Linked DNA regions of Mus musculus: region 2 is linked to region 1. The links are chromatin contacts, found by Hi-C or POLR2A ChIA-PET in ENCODE. All regions are on one chromosome and are shown on one strand. The core of a region is the stretch at or near the end of the contact, and the rest is flanking DNA. Distances in the headings are between cores, read along the strand shown. Region 1 holds the start of Arhgap15os (Rho GTPase activating protein 15, opposite strand). Region 2 holds the start of Zeb2 (zinc finger E-box binding homeobox 2).

Region 1 (5,160 bases), core at 1,620-4,119:
CTGTGTTGCTATTTATTTGTCATTGTTACTGATCCAAGAGTGTCAAAATCTTTAGAACAAATAGCCAACACATGAGCATATACTGTATTAAATATACTTGTTTATATTAATTGAAATTATAACCTATTTATACCTTAAAAAAATTCAAGATACTGTTGTTAAATGTTGCCGTAAAAAACTATGGAACCTGCAGAAAAAGTTATTTGGGGTTAACACTGTCACATTATTGACAGGATGATAAAGCCAGTCTGAAGTGTGATTTGTGATCTTTCCGAACCTGTCGCACATTTTGCCATTCATCTATCAGAGCGCATAAGCCCGGCTGACTGGACCCTGATTCAGCTTCTTGAAACGCCAGCTTTATAAAGTTCTGTAGTCTGGCTTGATGTGTGACAGTTGCTAAGAAATGTCTGTCCTCTTGTTGAAAAAAGAAAAATGTCAATGAAGCAAAGGGAAAATCTTCACAGTTCAAATTGATGGCCTCATACAAAAAGCACGTCCACACCTACCCTAGCCAAATTTTCCCCTAAAGGAGCCCTTTATGTAGGAAATCCAGAGCATTGTTTGCTGTATTTCTATATGGCTATATCCTCTCTTATTTCTGAAGGGAAAGATCCACTGTGATGAAAATGGTTAGTGGTACTAAGCATTGCCAACCACTTAACAGCACTGGGAGGCTGGAAGCAATGTTGATTTGATACTTTCTAGCTAAGGTTCAAATATGCAAATGACCTTTATTCTAATACACTCCCTTTGTGAGGAAATTGGTCGTTTATTATTTTCCTATAGAGCTTTACTATAGGAAGGCAGAACCAGCCAAATGTTATTCACCACAATGACCTTTTGCAAAAGTAGGCATTAGTCTCTTTGGTAAAAATCTGTTTCGGGGGCCTCCAGAAAAGGAAATCATATACAGAGATACTATTAGATTTGAAAGAGCCAACAGCATGCACAGAACAAACTCCAACACACTCAGGTGCATTTTCTGTTGGCTTTTAACTTAACGTATATATTGTCTGCACCCTTCAACTTCCTGACTTCATTCTCCTGAAATTAGAGTAACTCACCTTTAACCCTGCTCTGAGTTAATTTTTCTATTACTAAAAGAATCATGTATTTAATATGGCATAAAAAAAACAGTTTATAGAGAGGAGTTCAAAATGTCAGCATTCTCCTTAGTTCCCAGAAAGACAATTGCTGGAATACAACAAATATGTCCACGTGATGAACTTGTCCTTGAAGGTGATATTATTAATGTAAGAAATACATCTAACATGGTCTTCTTACCTGTCCATTTTTCCTCTCAGATCACAACAGTGTCAGGAAATGAGTTCCTTCTACAGTCAGATATTGACTTCCTCATATTGGATTGGTTCCAAGCTATCAAAAATGCAATTGACAGATTGGTATGTATTTGTTTGGGCTGTTAACATTTTTTAATTAAAATGTAGTCATTTAAATCTTACTGTTCAGGCATATAAGGTTCACACATGTAAATGGATCCTATGTCTGAGAGATACTAGCTATTTTAAGCTTAATAGAAAGCATAAGGAATGTTCCTTCCGTCAAGATTTGTGAGGTAGACATCATTTCATCTTTCAAACGAGCACTGTTCTTATTCTGGAATAGAGCATGGTCTCCTTTTTCTGGAGGTTGTAAAAAGCACTCAGGTGCTTGAAAACTATATTTTCTGCTTGTTGTAGTATCTGACATATGTTATTCTGGAAATTAAGTATCTTTGTATCTATGACCATAGTTACTGTTATAATACCACAAGGAAAAATCATTCACATGTAATGTTATTATTTTCCAACTAAGCTAGAATGATCTTCTCAAAAAAAAAATTAAATACCTAGAACGTTAGAAAAATAGCTCAAAGTATGCATTCAGATTACATGTTTTTTAAGGCTTAAATTATTTAAAACTTTTTTATTGACTTAATTTTATTTCACTTATGTAAATATATAATGGAAAAATATTCTTGAGAACTCTTAGTATGCTCTAAAACAGGATAATGTATTTAAAACCTTTCATTATATCTCTTAAAAGATCAAACTGTACAAATTAAAATTGTCTTTCCATACTATCAACAGAATCCCCAATATATAGACAACAAAACATGGATTATTATCTTTAAGTATACAATATAAGGCCAGAAAAACTTTAAACACTGTTCGTATTTACTCGATGCATAGTTTGGGAAAGATGTTTTTTCTTCTTCTATATCTTTTCCTTGTCTGTTTTCTCAGAACTAGTAATGTTGTCTATGTGTGGGCCCTGCTGAATTCCTGAGAGGATTAACTGAGTTGATATATGTACAGTTCTTTGAATAATTCATAGCATTTAGTAAGCACTATTTGGATGCATGAATCAGTATAAACACTGTGCTTAGAATACAGGCCGTTACCCAGCCACACACACACACAAAAATTAACTTACTCAAAAGACCGGTTAAATTTAGCATCAAGATAAGACACAAAACTCGCGTATTCTTTCTTCCTAGTAAAAGGTACTCTCTATTATTTCTAGCCAAAGAATCCAAGTTGTGGGTCCCTGGAGTTGTTCAATTTGCAGAGATCCTCAAGTTCTGAACTGCCGAGTCACTGCCACATCGATAGAAAAGAACAGAAACCAGAACACAGGAAGTCCTTCAGTAAGTGTTTTCTTTGACTGCTCCTTTTACCTCTGTCTAAATGCAGAGCTTATGAAATATAAATGTATTAAAATGAGATTTAAGCCAAAGCCAGGCTACTTTGGAAGATTCGTAGCCATTTCTTACCTAGGGATTCATGCGCTGGAGGGCAGTCTGGGCATTCGGCTCACATCATTGTTGGTAATATCTTTTGAGAAAATAATTGTTCCAAGGTCATGGTCTCTGCTTACAGCAAACCTCTGAATCTCTGAGTAATCGCCACAGAGTTCAGATTGGTGATTGATTTTGAGAGTGGGAAATGTCAAGCATCTGGCATGCTGACCATTTGATTTTCATACATTAAAAGACAAGAGTGACCATCAGAGTTGGCCCAACTAAACCAACAGCTTTTGCACCAGTCCACACTTCCAGAAAACCAGGGAAATTTAGAAATATACATTCCAGAGTGGACAGGAAACCTGAGACCTGAATGAAGTGGTTATCGAAGTTACGGTGAGTTCTGCTTCCAACGCAATTGATTAGGAATAACAATAACTTATATCACTTACATTATGCTCTTCGAAACTTATTTCTTTAGCCAGCCTGCTTCTTCCTCAACAAAAGGGGATGATTACAACATGCCACATGTAATCCACACAGGAAAACTAAGCACTAGACTTCTGAAAGGACATGTAGATATATTTCATATCAGCTAATTCTGTCTTTAAAATTATAGCAACTTCCTTAAACCTCCCACCCAGCTATTTTTAACCATTTTTTCTACATGGAAATATATTTATATCCTAGTTTTTGAAACTTAAGGACAAGTCAGTAAGTTACAGAAACACCAGTACATGAGGTGTAAATAAAAATGTACGGTAAATGAATATATTTGTTTATAACACATATGCGTCATTAGAAAAGATGTGGTAGTGTATGCGTGGCAACATCTCTTTCAAAGATGAATGATTAAGACCCACCGTTCTAGAGGCTACAGGAGATGTTGAATTGAGATCCTTTTGAAAAGAGGGAACTAACTGTTAAGGGGCCTCTGCCATAGTTTTCTCCAGCTACCAGAGACTGATTCAGCAAATCATCTGCTTAATGCTGCTGTTTAAGAAGGTTGTAACTGCCTATGGCCACAAAGTCCATGGGGTGTTGGTGAAGACTCATCTGTGCCTTTTTAAGGGCTATTATTTGGAGTTAATTTAAATTCAATAGTAGTTTCCTTTACTTCTTGAGTTTCTGTCTTTTGTTGCACCTGGGATGAGGTATAAGGTAACATATCTAACACAGCCTTACAGAGTTAGGATTCAGTTATGAGTCAATACTTAATGTTAATTATGTAAATATTTTGTTGTAAATGCACAAGAGTTTGTGATGCAGTGATTATCAGATCTGAAATCTGATATTTAATTGCCGTTGTGGAAGAAAACTTAACATGCTTTTAAACCCTGAAGCAGTGTGTGTGTGTGGGGGGTGGGGGGGAGGATTCGCAAAAGCATGTTTGAGAAACTGAGGCTGACAGATGCAGCACTGAACAGTAATTACATGAAAAGTGTTAGAATGTTTCTTAGAAAAAAAATTTTATGAAAAGAAGAGTCAGTCTTTCTCTATAGTTAATTACCCCACATTAGAAAAGAGTATTATTGTTTCCAATTCTAAGAAGGGGCAAAGTGTCGACACTTTGGTCTTCGTTCTTCTTCAGACCCATGGAAAGAGTTACAGAGACAAAGTTTGGAGCTGAGACAAAAGGATGGACCATCTAGAGACTGCCATATCCAGAGATCCATCCCATAATTAGCCTCCAAACGATGACACCATTGCATACACTAGCAAGACTTTGCTGAAAGGACCCTGATATAGCTGTCTCTTGTGAGACTAGGCCGGGGCCTAGCAAACACATAAGTAGATGCTCACAGTCAGCTATTGGATGGATCACAGGGCCCCCAATGGAGGAGCTAGAGAAAGTATTCAAGGAGCTAAAGAGATTTGCAACCCTGTAGGTGCAACAACAATATGAACTAACCAGTACCCCGGAGCTCTTGACTCTAGCTGCATATGTATCAAAAGATGGCCTAGTCGGCCATCACTGGAAAGAGAGGCCCATTACTTTATATGCCCCAGTACAGGGGAACGCCAAGGCCAAAAAAAAAATGGGAATGGGTGGGTAGGGAAGTGGGGGGGAGGGTATGGGGGACTTTTGGGATAGCATTCTAAATGTAATTGAGGAAAATACGTAATAATAAAAAATATTAAAAATAAATAAAAAGAAGAGTATTATTTACTAAAAGAGCAAAGTCTTTCTTAAAGATAACAAATGAGGCAGGTATTTTTTCAAGTCAAAATCCCCTTGATTGAACAGTGACTTTTAAGGTAAAACAGCACTAGCCTAAGATAGCACTTTGTAGGTACTGTTCGCTAGGTGCTGTTCCAAGTACTTATAATGACTGGGTATTCTCATCCATCCGAAGAGATTGCTGCCATTTTTAACCCTAGATTGTAAATGTGGAAGCCAAGGCATCTAA
Region 2 (5,160 bases), core at 1,896-4,395, 1.0 Mb after region 1:
GCTTCGGCAGCACGCAGGCTCGATCTAGCAACCAAACACAGCGACAATGTGGGCATCGTCCGCGCCCATTGAAACGCGCGCGGGCCGCCCAGGGGATCCGGGCCAGGGCCCGGGTGAGCACCCATCCGCGCCCCCAGCGCCAAAGCGAAACTTCGGCGGCCCCCTCCCCGCCCCCCACCCCCAGCCTTGGCCCCGAGGCGCTTTGTGTTGTTACTGTTTGGTGTGTTGCACTCGCGAGGGGATCAGAGACAAGAATTACATCTTCAAAATGAGTCATAACTCCTGACCGTATGAGGGAATGCACACGGCGGTACAGTAAGACTGCTTGACTCAAGGCTAGGCGGACCTCTTCCTCAGAAAAGTCCTCAGCCGGGCTCGGGAACTTGGAGAGGGGGTCTTTCGCTCTCATCTTTTCTCATCCCTCCTCCGACCCCCCCATTCCCAAGAGGGGAAAAAAGTAACAAACAACGCAAAACAGCCCTTGGATGAAGCACACTCGGGTAAATTGATAATAGTAATTACAGGAAGCCCACTCGCCCCGCGACCCCTCCCCTCCCCTTTGGAGTTTATCGAGGCACTGTCTCTTTCCCTACACCCTCCGCCCCCAAATTAAGATTTCCCATTTTACCCGGCAAAAGAAATATAATTATAAGCCTCTCTGGACATTGTTCCTCCCCCAACCTCACCACTTGGACAATATTTACTTAAGCCCCCCCCCCCCATACACACGTTTCCCCACACTGATTTCCTTAAATTCTTCCAGTAGATTGTTTTTTGTTTTTGTTTTTGTTTTCTTCCCCTCTCAAGAAAGGAAAGAGAAAGTCCGTGGCCACTATTTAAGTTGTTCTAAATGATCGTGTCCTTTTTGGCTTCGAAACTTTTGTACCTAAAAATCGAGGGAGGCGCTGCATTCTTTCAGCTCAAACTGTCAAAACTTGGAGAAGGGGAACCTCGGAGGCAGGCCGGAGAAGAGGAGAGCCCTGAAACTCCGCGGGGTGGGAAGACGCTGTGCCTCGAGGATTAGTTTAAACAGCGGGCTATAAAAGATGTAACAGATGCAAACTGTAACACAAGGGCCATTAACCCTTTCTCTGCCGCCCAGCACGCCCAGTCCCTACACCCTGCACCTATTGTCTCCGGTGCCACAAGCTTTGCGGAAAACCTGGAAAGTGAGTATCAGTTTCCGCACATTTGCTGAGCGGGGGTGAAGGGGGGCAGAGAGAAGGGGAAGTGGGTGTTGTAGGAAGCACTTTAAATTTACTTAGGCATACAGAGTAGGCTTTCCAGTTTGACACATTAAAAAAAAATACAAATATATCATTTTTTGATCTGTCCTACTAATTTGAAATTGTTGGGGGGGGGGGGTCCTGGAATAAAGAAATGGTCACACAAGCTTGTGGGATGAAACAGCTGTCTGTCTGTATTTCTGCTGAGACTTACAAACCACTGCATATAAAATATATATTTAATAAAATAAGTTGCTAGTTTTATGAGCCAGTGTGTGTGTGAGGGAAAGACATGGCATTTGTGCTGTAAACTTTATTTGTGAATGTTAGTCTTAACTCTGGAGTAAGCGATCTTGCCCTCATCATTACAGGGTTAGCATGTGAAACATGTAAGTAGGTGGGAGATAAACACGTTTATGTTAGCTGAGCTCAGCACTGTGCCTGTGACTCTTGAACTCCGACTTTTCAGTCCCAAAGTCTGGAATGGTGTGGTGTGGTGTGGTGTGGTGTGGTGTGGTGTGGTGTGGTGTGTGTGTGTGTGTGTGTGTGTGTGTGTGTGTGTGAGAGAGAGAGAGAGAGAGAGAGAGAGAGAGAGAGAGAGAGAGAGAGAGAGGAGTTCCATGAAAAATCGATGTGTATATTACTTGGTCATTTAAAATAAAATATCAAAAGTTACCCTAATTTTAACCCTATTATCCTGACAGCAGTTTTCTTCCCAGCTGTTGCGACCCCCCCTCTCCCATACACTTTGGTAAACGACTCAAGTTCCAAGAGAACTTTCACTTCTTTATTTATAATCACAGAAGTGAGGTGTTACTTCACACACACACACACACACACACACACACAAAGAATGAAATAAAGAAATGAAACTCGCTAGGCAGACAAAAACAGTCAAGTTTCTGCTTAGAAAACAGCCTTCTCCGGTGGGAAAGGTTAGACTAGTCTGCCAGATCTAAGAGAAGGACTTGCTCCCGAATTTGGTAGGTCTTTCTCGAATAAGTTTTATAATTATTAACAGGTATTTGCCAAGTTTTAATTGCTTGATATAATGAATTGAAAGTCGGTGTGAGAACAAAGCAGTAGAAACTCTCCACTTGATGAGTTTTTTACCCCAGCCATTCAGTTCTCAACAAAACTTTTCCTAGACTATGTAGCAAAAAACACCTTTGGTTACCTGAATGGACAGGTACAGGGCGAATTACTGGGGGAAGGGGAAAAAGGGAGAGGAAAGGAAAGAGAGAGTAAGGGAAGGCATGAGAAAGCAAAGAAGCCACTCTTGGGAAAAGAAAGCCTGCCACCAAAGAGCTAAAACCACCTGAAATTCCTGTCCAGAGACACCCGGCTCACTTCAGACTAACATTCCCACTCAAAATGAGAAAATTAGAGAGGGAGGGTGGGGGGCAAGAGCACCAAAAAAGGATAAAAAGAGGAGGAAAAGAAGGGGGGGGTGGGAAACCTACCTGTGAAGTCTTGTTTGTAGTTTTGGCCAGAAATGGTGAGAAGAAAAAGCATGAAGAAGCCGCGAAGTGTGGGGGAGAAAAAGGTGGAGGCGAAGAAACAGCTCCCGGAGCAAACTGAACAAAACCTCGCCAAGAGTGTCTGGAGGCAGGACCGTTATTCCTGCCGAGCAGGTTAGAACTGATCTCTTTTCGGCCACTCCAGGAAACACAAACCTGGGGACGGACTGACGTGTTACGCCTCTTCTAATGACATTTTTTTCTTTTTCTTTTCTGTAGGGGAGAGAAGAGAGACCCTGAAACACGCGCCACCTATCTTTGTGGGGAGGGATAATTGAAGCGCCCTGAGCGTGAGCATCATGTGAAAACGTGATCGCCAAGTTTCTCTCTGGGAAAGGATCTGGGATAGATTATACCTTGAAGTCTCCGCAAACGCTTTAGTGGAAGAAATGAAATTCCACCTCCCTCCCTTCCTCTCTCCCTCCCTCCCTTCTCCACGCCCCCCCCCCCCCCCCCCCCCCCCGTCAAGCAAGCCTTTGGCATCATTATCCTCATCACTAAATCCTGCAGAGTACTGGGCGGAAAACGGTGCACACCATTCACAGAACTGGAGAACTCCAAGGGGCGAAAGTTAAAGGGAAAGCTCTCGGGTCTTCCATGCAGATCTCTTGTCTTATACAGATATCTCTGGTGACTAGGTTTGAGGTGCACGTCAAGTTGTATGGATACCTCAAGCACCGTTTTTGGAACTAAATTCTTGCCCTTTCTCTTATTACATTTTTTTTTTTAAAGATGCCAGAGCTAGGGGAGGGAAATGCTACTTGTACACTGCATCTTAGGATCTCAGTGTGCAGTGTATGTGTGTATGTGTGTGTGTGTGTGGGGGGGAGATTTTCTGGATTGGATCCCTATATTAAAAGTTTGGCATTTTAATAAAGGGTCTCTAGGTTAACATAGAGCTGTACTATGCTGGCCAATCTCTGGACCCCTCTACACCTCATGCAGACCACATTACAAAGTGAGGGGACAGGGGCAGGAGGAAGAAGGAGAAAGGTCAGAGGAACTTAGGACGAAAGAAAGAAGAGGGTGACACTAAACTGTGTGGGGTCTAAGTTTTGAAGTGCATATTTTTGATATTGCAATTAAACTAAAATTAAAAAGAAAAGACTCCACCTTTGCTCTGAAGGGATTGGTTATGCAAATATGGAAGGGATTTCCTGGAGAATACAGCTTTCTACTGTATGGTTAATTAAATAATCACTCAAAAAGCTTCCAACGTGACGCTTCTGTCGTAATCCAATCAGGTTACATAGGTCCTAAACAAGAAAGATATTTTCCACATCTGGAAGTCAGCAATTTAGCAAGTACTGCACATTATTAACCAATTCAGAGCCCACTTCCCAGGGGATTTTTTTTTGAAGTTTAAGTGTTCTTAACCAATGCTCTGCTGTTTTGTTAATCAAAAAGCTGGTTTACACTGCACATAATTGGAACTAATATAGAAGTAAATAAAGACAGCCAAATTTGAGGATGCTCTGTATTTATAGGAAAAGGAAGAAACTGTTTTGCCTCAACAGTTAAGGCTTAATTTCTTAAAATACTAGGAGACCCCCCCCCATTATTTTAAATAGTGAAAGTATTTAAGAACCCGAGAGCACAGAGAGATGCCCAGTCTCACAGCCTATAGACTCCAGTATAAAGGAAAAGGTGGAGGTTTGAAGAGGGCCAAACAGCTGCCTCTTATCAGTTTTTCTGCTTTAATACTGTCAAATATGTCATAGTCCCCTGTTTTCAGTCTGAAGAGACCTGAAACAAATAATACCCTGATCCAACACTAGACTTTTACTCATATTAAGATAAACTGCTTTGAACTGTGCTTTGAATGTGTGCCTACAGCAAGACTTTGAATGCAAGAGTCACTGGCGATTGCACTCAAAGGAGGGGAAAGCCACCACAGGGGCTGCTGCCACAGCCACACTCCCAGAGCTACAGGGCTTTGTATTTTGCATGTTTATTTTTCAGTGGTGGTGGTGGGGGGAGGGTAATAGCCACCCAGCATGACCACAGCTAGATTTCATTCTAGGGTGCAAGAAAGCGGATTTTCACAGTTGGTTACACACTCTCCTCTTTCCTAATTTGAGCATTTACAATGAGAAGGATTGGATAAATTAATTTCTCCATTGCCCCTATCACAGATAGAGTACCTATAGATGATCTGTAGGTTGTTGGGATTTGCAGTCGAAAAATTATTAATAAAGAAAAGGATTTCAGCATGGGTCAAACACATCCGTGCTATATTTTACGTTTCTCATACTATCATGTAGCTGTACTAAATATATGTAAGACTTATCAAGTTTCCTCCCATAAGATTTATCACTACTGTTCATATCCTTTTTCCTTCCACCTCTTTCCTTAAAAAAAAAAAAAAAATCAGAGACCACCTTCTTCCAAAGTGTGCCGTTAAGCCTCCCTTG

Evidence for each region. A loop is a pair of places that touch in the nucleus more often than their neighbours do. ChIA-PET counts read pairs that join two places held with the same protein, here RNA polymerase II (POLR2A).
Region 2: a map of adrenal gland shows a loop between it and region 1 (7-fold over the local background). The contact joins the promoter of Zeb2 here to the promoter of Arhgap15os in region 1. A Hi-C loop is called at or near these places in 1 of 37 maps with a recorded cell type or tissue (adrenal gland). POLR2A ChIA-PET finds 5 or more read pairs at or near these places in 1 of 5 experiments (Patski).

What each region holds. Positions count from the first base shown.
Region 1 is chr2:44,062,455-44,067,614 of GRCm38, forward strand. Arhgap15os (Rho GTPase activating protein 15, opposite strand) reads right to left here and starts at 2,870. Exons shown (of 3, transcript NR_040622.1): 1 at 2,780-2,870; 2 at 1,288-1,380. It overlaps Arhgap15 (Rho GTPase activating protein 15), which reads left to right. Exons shown (of 14, transcript NM_153820.3): 7 at 1,308-1,406; 8 at 2,530-2,653.
Region 2 is chr2:45,110,134-45,115,293 of GRCm38, forward strand. It overlaps Zeb2 (zinc finger E-box binding homeobox 2), which reads right to left and starts at 3,146. Exons shown (of 10, transcript NM_015753.4): 1 at 2,690-3,146; 2 at 1-24. Zeb2os (zinc finger E-box binding homeobox 2, opposite strand) reads left to right here and starts at 1,005. Exons shown (of 3, transcript NR_110572.1): 1 at 1,005-1,169; 2 at 2,710-2,860; 3 at 2,966-3,954.